Regions from separate parts of the Mus musculus genome. Here all the other regions are linked to region 3. A link is a loop called in an ENCODE intact Hi-C map of the cell type or tissue named here. Cell type or tissue: heart. All regions are shown on one strand.

Region 1 (2,500 bases), 320 kb after region 3:
AGAGAACCACAGTGACCATTCCTCAAGGCAAAAGGCAGACGGTAGCACGTGCTAACTCCAGTGTGCCCAAGTCTCGCCAGAGTCTCTTTTTCTGTGCCCTGCCCCTGCAGGACCCATGACAACAGGACAGTGGGACACCTCTCTTTGTGAGCCAGGAGGATGGACTGCTTTGTGATATGAGCTGGGGGAGGCTTTTACTTCCCTCTCAGCAGACCTTGAGGTAGGCAGGGAGGGCTACGAATTCCTGGCTGGAACAGAGCTCCTGGGTGGAGATGAAGGCGCCCCAGATCCGTTCATTTCGGTGCTATAAACTAGAGATAATTACCCCTCTCCTGGCTCCATGCTGGGGTTACCATGAACATCAAATGAAGTAGCAGGCATAGAAGTGTTCTGCCCCTACCGCTTCAAGGACCTCGGCACCATTTAACCCAGTTCACTCGTATTCCAGGAGAGGAAACAAGTCCAGAGTGGCTTCGACTTGCCCAAGTCCAAGGCACAAGTGTCTTCTCTCCCCCTCACCACGAGGTTGTTGCTATGAATCAGAGTCCTTGCAACATTTTGTCACTGAGGGAAAAAAAATTCAACCATTACCCCACTGACCTTTGGCCCAGAGCATCTTCTTGCCTTCAAAGGAAAAGAGGACATTAAAAAAAAAAAACCGAGGGCCCACAAGCCAACCGCGGAGCAGTTAATCCCAGGAACAACCAGCCAAGCTCGCTGGGGGTGGGGTGGGGTGGGGAGCCCACCTTGATGGAAACTGGCATCCCTGCTTTCTGCCAACCAAATGTGGTCTGTTCTTGGTGGCTTGGTGGTCAATGTCTTCCTGTCACCAGGCTCCTCTAAATCACCTAGGAGGTTGTTTTGACATTTGATTAGCCACAGCATGTTACTTGTGAGTGCTGGAGTGAGCCAGCTCTTTGCAATCACAGCGCTGAGTGCTTTTGCCTGTTAGAGATAGGGCTGTGTCGGGAGGGAGAGTGAGGGTGGGCAGGGCTCCAAGGGGGAAGATAACTGGGCTGTTGGGAGAAATTAATACAGAGAAAGGAAGTGGGGAGTGAAGGCGAATGAAAGCCAGGTCTGGCGGTACCCGTGACTCATAAATTTCGTTGATACTGGGGATGTGACATCCCTGCTCCCCCTTAGCTGGTAAACCCCCTGTCCTCAGGACGACCCTGGGGGAGGAGTAGGGAGGGACAGCCGCTGGAAAGCCCAGATAACTTTTAGGAGGGGCTTACAGGAAACATCCTACAAACGTAAATTTTAGGTTAAATTCATTCAGGGCAGAAGACCAACCCTGGAGGAATGCAGGGGGCGGGGCGGGGCAGGGCAGTAGTGGAGGCGGGACAGATGTCAGATGGACTCCAGGCCATTGACTGTGAGTTTTTGAGCAAGACTACTCTGGTTGAGTTAGTCCCAACCTGTTTATCAGAGGCACTCCCTCTTTCGAGAACAAGAGTGTCCTGTATTCCAGTCTGGCCTCGAACTCCCTATGTAGCTGAGGATGACTTTGAACTCCTGTCCTACCTCCCAAGGACTGAGATGACAGGTGTGCACCATTTGCCCTGGTCTCATGCAGTGCTAGGGATTGAACCTGGGGCATCCTCATATTCCATCCACCGAGACACAGCCCAGCCCCCTTCATTATTCTTAACCAGCATGAACGCCCTGGTAAAAGAAATTGAACTGGCTGTGTGACTTGGGTCTCACCTACATCTCAGCCCTCAGAGTTCACCATGCCTTCCCTAGAGTCTAAGTTTAGGCCCGTGTGTGATTCTGAGCAGGGCTTTTGAAATATTGGCAGTCACTCAGGATCCCCACACTTTCTGCAAACTCAAGGCAGAGTGGCAGCTGCTAGTCCAATGCCAAGTCCCCCATCTCCCATGCCCCAGGCCCCAGGCCCCAGGCCCAATCCCATGTTGGAGAGAAGACAGTTGAGGGCAGAGGGGGTAATGGAGAAAAGAGAAAGACCAGGCTGAGAAGTGAGGCCTAAGTGTGGCCCAGAATGGGAGAGAGAGAGAAATGGGCAGAATGTCACAGCAGGGGACTTCTGTGAAGCTTGGAGTTGCTAATACTGCCTGTCATCACTCCAAAGCTCTGTGACCTTCCTGTCCTAGTCAGACTCCTGCTTCTAGAAAGGATACCTTCTCTCAGCTAAGGGAAGGCCTCATTACACAGGAGGACCCACTTGAGAGTCCTTAGGTGTGCAACCCCAGTAAGGCCAACTTGAGAACACTAAAAACAGGGCTAGAGGGTCCACAGGATTCCGGAAAACAGGCGTTTCACACAATACAGAGGCGGAGGCTGTCATGCCTAAGCTCAGCTCCAAGCCAGGTGATGACTCCAGTGACTCTCATCTCAACCCCAGGCCTACAGTGGAAATCTCAGAGCGACCCCTAGACTGCTGCATTTGGCTGGCTTCTGGTTTATGGCAACTTGCTCAGCACTGCACACCAAGCACAGAGTTTGACTCTAGCCAAGGCCAGAAGTGGCCGCAGCATAG
Region 2 (2,500 bases), 280 kb after region 3:
CCACAACCCAAAGAAGGAAACCCTCACGTGTTTACTGAGCACCTATTACACACTGTGTGCTTGGCAAAGGGGCATCCTCCACTGCTCTGAGATGAAGTGGTTCATCTCAGATCCACGAGGCCAGATCACGGGCGAGCCCTGCGGAGAGCTGTTTATCTCCTCCTGGCTCCTGGTGTTCCTGGATTTTATACAGTGATGCAGAAAAACATTTTCCTATATGGAAAATGTTTTATATTTCTTGGCCAACTCTCTCCCCCTTCAACAATCCCCTTCAACAATGTGGCATTGAGGACCAAAAAGTAAAGGAGTCCCTAAGTAAATGAGATTCTTCCTGGGTGGAGGGAGAATTCTAAAGAGCAGGGAGAAAAGGAGCCCCGGTAACCACACAACCCTGCTCAGAAGAGCGCATGGAATAGTAGAATTGGGAGTAGGGCTTCCCAGCAGGCTTCTCTATCTTCATCTAGTCCTAAGGTCATCTCAATGGTCAGGTGTACAAGAAGGAAAAGACTCGGGAGGAGTACAGAAAGCTTTGCTCTGTACACTTCTATCGTCTACCACAGACAAGGGATCCACTGAAGCCTGAGATGAGAGGGTTAGGTCACCCTCTAGCTGGATGGGACAAAGTTAAAAAGAGCTTCAGGCTCAGTAATTCCCAAGGTACAGCAAAGATGGTGCCCTGCTGGGGAGATCACACAACCCCCACAATTCCAAGGTAGAGCAACAAGGCAGCTAAAGTCAAAGAACCCACGGTGTGGGGGAATGAAGGAGCTCCCGGCAAAGAAGTCAATCTCACCGCTCAACCCAGATGCCACACAAACAGGCACTGCCCCTAGTACCAGGGCCTGCATCCCCATCCTACTGCCACCAAAGCCTGTCAACTCTTTGGCATGGTCTTTCCAGAAAACTGTTGCCTATGGTCGGCCTTCAGTCCTCAGCCCTGTGCCGATGGCCACCTTGTGGTCAGGGTAAAACGGTGAGGGATTTATTTATTTATTTATTTATTTATTACCACCTTCGCCTCATCTGTGAACCTGCCCTCTGTCTTATTACCAAACACACAATCATTAGTTGTGCAAATAGCTGGCAAATGGGGACAGGTCTGTGGACACAGAGCATTCAGCTGACACGGTTATACAACCCCAAATGGGGTACTTTGGACTTTGGTGGAGCCAAGTTTGCAGCCTGAGCCTGGCTGGATAATAAATAGCATGGGACAAGCAGAGGTAATTAAAGACACAGCATGCTACGAAGTTACGGAAAGGGGCTGGCTCCAGAGGAGTCCTGGGGTAGGGAGGGCAAGTCTGCAGTACAGCATTCGATCCCACCACCTGTGACTGTGGCAGTCTGGGGATGCCAGCTCCAGTCTCTCTGAGCCTACTTCCTCATCCATGACTTCAAAGGTTTGGATGAGAAGCCAAAGCGCTCGCTCTTCCAGCTCTGGGGCTCTGGGACTTGCTTGGGTTACTGAAAATAGTGACTGTCTAGTATTGGCATGATGCTGCCCCCAAATCAAAATGCCTCAAGTCAGCTTGCCAAACATCAGTGCTCACCAACAGAGGGTGAAAGGCCAGCCTCCCGGCTGGCTTCCTCCAGCACCACGCCTCAAAGCCACTGCATGACAGTTGCTCTGGAGTCTGTTTCTAAGCTGGCTTTGTCATCTGCTGCTGACACTGGAAAGGCACTACGGGAACAAGACGGGAACTGATGGGCCGGTCGGTCAGCCATCATCGCCTCCTGGCCCTCGCTGAATCATCCTTGACACTCTGCCTGGAAGCAGGAGCCTGGGGGAGGTGGTGACCTCTTCAAGTCACAGGCCAGGCCTGTGATTCTGTAATCTTTGCTTTACCATAATTAGGGAGGGAGGCAGAAGAGTAGGAGGACCCATTTATTACTTCTCTGAGATTTGACAGCTTGGAAGAGAGATTGGGGGGGGGGGGGGCACAGCCAGGGACAGAGCCAGCCACAGTGAGTTTAACCTCTCAGTAAAATAAAAACGGGCTGGACGTACCTCATCAGCTGCCCTCTGTCAATACCAGGGACCATCTGGCAGAACGAAAGGTTCTCAGCTAATTGGTATTTCCCATGGAGCCAGTGAAGAAGAGCTTTTGAAAAAAATATGTGGTGGTGGTGAAGTGCGTGTGTGTGTGTGTGTGTGTGTGTGTGTGTGTGTGTGTGTGTGTAGGTTGAGGATGACTAGACAGACTTTTCCCAAGGTGCTAGCTCTGTAGACTATCTATTATATAAAAGTACATCCAGTCCCCACCCCCACCCCTACTCGCTTAAAGATGAAGAATCCAGCCTGTTTGTTCCAGGCAGATGTAATCACACAGTCAAGTCTAGAGGGCAGGACACTGCATGAATAATTCAAGCACTCCAGTCACTTGATTGTGTGTGCAGATAAAACACCAGTCAACCGCTAAACAGGTCAGCTGATAAACTTGTTTGCTCAGGCCTAACCACCATCCGCCAAATGCACCCGAGACCCACACTACAATTAGTG
Region 3 (2,500 bases):
GGCACCTCTCATCCTCTCAGAAGCACCATGAGACCAGCACTGCATCCCTCCCTCCCCTGGCAAACAGAGACAAAAGCTGAGACTCAGGCATTGTCTGAGGTCACCACCAAGGCCACCAGTTCCTTTTTGTGATCTGAAGCCAACTAAGCCTTCCTTCTCTCTTCCCCCTCTGCCTCCCAGGAAACCAGGGGCTAAGTGGGTGCCCTTTCCCAATGGAGCCGAGGAGGGTTGCATCTTTATAGAGGATGCTTACATCTTTACACCAGTTCACAAGAGCAAAGGTCAGTGGCCTCCTGAGCCAGCCAGACTCCCCAGCCAGGGCAGGCATCCCAAATAGCCACTATACCCACAATATCTGGGATACTGGAGCAGTGAGACCCAGCCTCAGTTTCCTTATTTGTCAAGATGTCACAAAGCCACTCTCTGCCTCTCAGCTTGCTTAAGGGAATGGTGTAAAGAGTGATGGGGAAACAGCTCCGAAAAACTCAAAGTATCAGTTTTTTTAAAGGTATCTGTCCTCAGAGTTCTCATTAGATTGATGCTTAGTTTTTTATTTGTCTCCATCCATCCATCCATCCATCCATCCATCCATCCATCCATCCATCCATCTATCCGTCCACTGATTCATTTGTCCATTCCTTCATTCATACTCCTGGCATTGGTCAGGCTGGGCCAGGAGACTAAAACACCTGCTGAGCTCACATGGCTACAGCCCCCCCCCCCCCCCACTGCCCACAGGTGGGGTTGCAGACGTCAGAACCATGGCAGGTTCTCCAAAAGCTGGGGTATGGGGACTTGAACCAGCACACCCATCTCACTCCTGTACCTCGGTCATGCCTATTTGACACCTTGAGAGTTCCTCTCTCCCTTCCTCTATCCGTCCACATTAGCTCTACTGTCCAAGGCCGACTCTAGCCCGAGTTTCCTGCCAGATCCCTTTTCACTTCGGTCAGTCTCCCTCGGAGCCTGCCAAGCCCTTGTTATTGGCAAGACTCGTCTCAGCACTTGACTCTCGGATGATTCCTGGTGGCTTTATGAGGCCCTGTGTCATCTCCTTGCTCACTGATCACCACCCTCTGCTCGCATCCAGGGCTCTAGGCTGGACATGCCAGAGGGGTCAGGGAGGGTCTGGCAACCGCTGGGCTGCTGACAGATTTAGCCAGCCAGGGAAGGTGGCAGGGTGGCTGTGATCTCATTTCCCCCTTTTGCTGACATGTCCCTAACTGGGCTTTATGGGATTCTTTTCTGGGGTGTTGGCTGTGCTATTTGGAGCTGGGCTGCCAAGAACAAACCATTCAGAGGGTATGGGAGGGGCAGGTGGGAAGGGCTTGGCCCAAGGCAAGAGTGTGTGCTGCCGTTGGAAGCCTCCAGCTGGGGCCTGGAATGTTCTGGTCCACTTTGAAGTCTTAGAGGGATACAGTCAAGGAAAAAAAAATATTCAAAGAGATTTGTAAATGTGGGCCATGGAGAGAACATGACAGAAGGCCATGGGTAAGGTCCCAGAGCAGCTTTTGGAAGGACCTAAGGAGGAGGGGCTGGGCCTGGGTGTGTGAGGATGCACTCAGGCAGGACATGGGCCAAATGTCTTCTCACGAGTAACTTAGCTACATCTAGAGTTCTGCAGTGTGTAGGTTGTCACTGATGGGTCCCGTGCCTCTGTTTATTTTTATTTATAAAAGGGAACTGGATTCCGTTAGAGGCCACAGATCAGTGTTGGGGGGTTTTAAAGTTTGGTTTTACACCTGGAAATGCAGTTGTTTTACACGTAAAACACCTGGGGCTGGGAAAATGGCTCCATAAGCAAAAAGCATGAGGACCCAAGGTGGAGGCCTGAAGTCCATGCAAAAATAGCCACCATTGATGATACACACTTGTAATCCCAACACTGAGGAAGGTGAGATTTCCTGGAGCTCATTGGTCAATTTTCTCTATCAGTGAACCCCATGTTCAATGAGAGACCCTGTTTCAAAGACATAAGGAGGGCAGCCTTTATACACACACACACTCCACACCACACACATATACACATACCAGAACGTACACATATCACACACTCACATACATACACATATAACACACACAAACACATATACACCACACACACACACCCCATAGCACATATACACATACCAGAACATATACATATAACACACTCACATACATACACACATAACACACACATTCCACACACACCACAACACACACATAACACACACAAACACATATATACCACAAACACACACACAACACACACACAACACAACATACACATACACACACATTCCACAATACACACATACATGTTGTCTTTTCCACATGTACATATATCCTTATATAGATATGCAAATATGTGTATACACATATACATGCATTCAAACTAAAAAACAAAAATAAACAAGAAAAAAACTATTTTCTAGCTTTCAAAAATATCAGAATATATCTATATATATATATATATATATATATATATATATATATATATATATATATATATAAAACC

The links. A loop is a pair of places that touch in the nucleus more often than their neighbours do. Peaks named below come from ENCODE experiments on the same cell type or tissue, not always from the same donor. Only the 100,000 strongest peaks of a DNase experiment are listed, where the experiment ranks them.
Region 1: a loop joins it to region 3, with 3.0 times the contacts of the local background. A loop is called at or near these places in 2 of 42 quality-filtered maps.
Region 2: it touches region 3 in a loop (2.0-fold over the local background); 6 of 42 quality-filtered maps call a loop at or near these places.

Annotation. Positions count from the first base shown.
Region 1 is chr9:61,335,923-61,338,422 of GRCm38, reverse strand. No RefSeq gene overlaps it. Among named protein-coding and RNA genes, the nearest start is that of Gm39349, 2.3 kb to the left of the region's middle. In heart, no CTCF peak of the experiment used is centred here; a DNase peak (open chromatin) is centred at 982; H3K4me3 peaks cover 853 bases; H3K27me3 peaks cover 1,404 bases.
Region 2 is chr9:61,377,845-61,380,344 of GRCm38, reverse strand. The region is part of intron 4 of Tle3 (transducin-like enhancer of split 3); the gene reads right to left. Among named protein-coding and RNA genes, the nearest start is that of Tle3, 6.7 kb to the right of the region's middle. In heart, a CTCF peak has its summit at 958 (motif pointing left); a DNase peak (open chromatin) is centred at 1,544; H3K4me3 peaks cover 310 bases; H3K27ac peaks cover 291 bases; H3K27me3 peaks cover 1,495 bases.
Region 3 is chr9:61,654,366-61,656,865 of GRCm38, reverse strand. No RefSeq gene overlaps it. Among named protein-coding and RNA genes, the nearest start is that of Gm34770, 5.8 kb to the left of the region's middle. In heart, no CTCF peak of the experiment used is centred here; a DNase peak (open chromatin) is centred at 1,135; H3K27ac peaks cover 322 bases.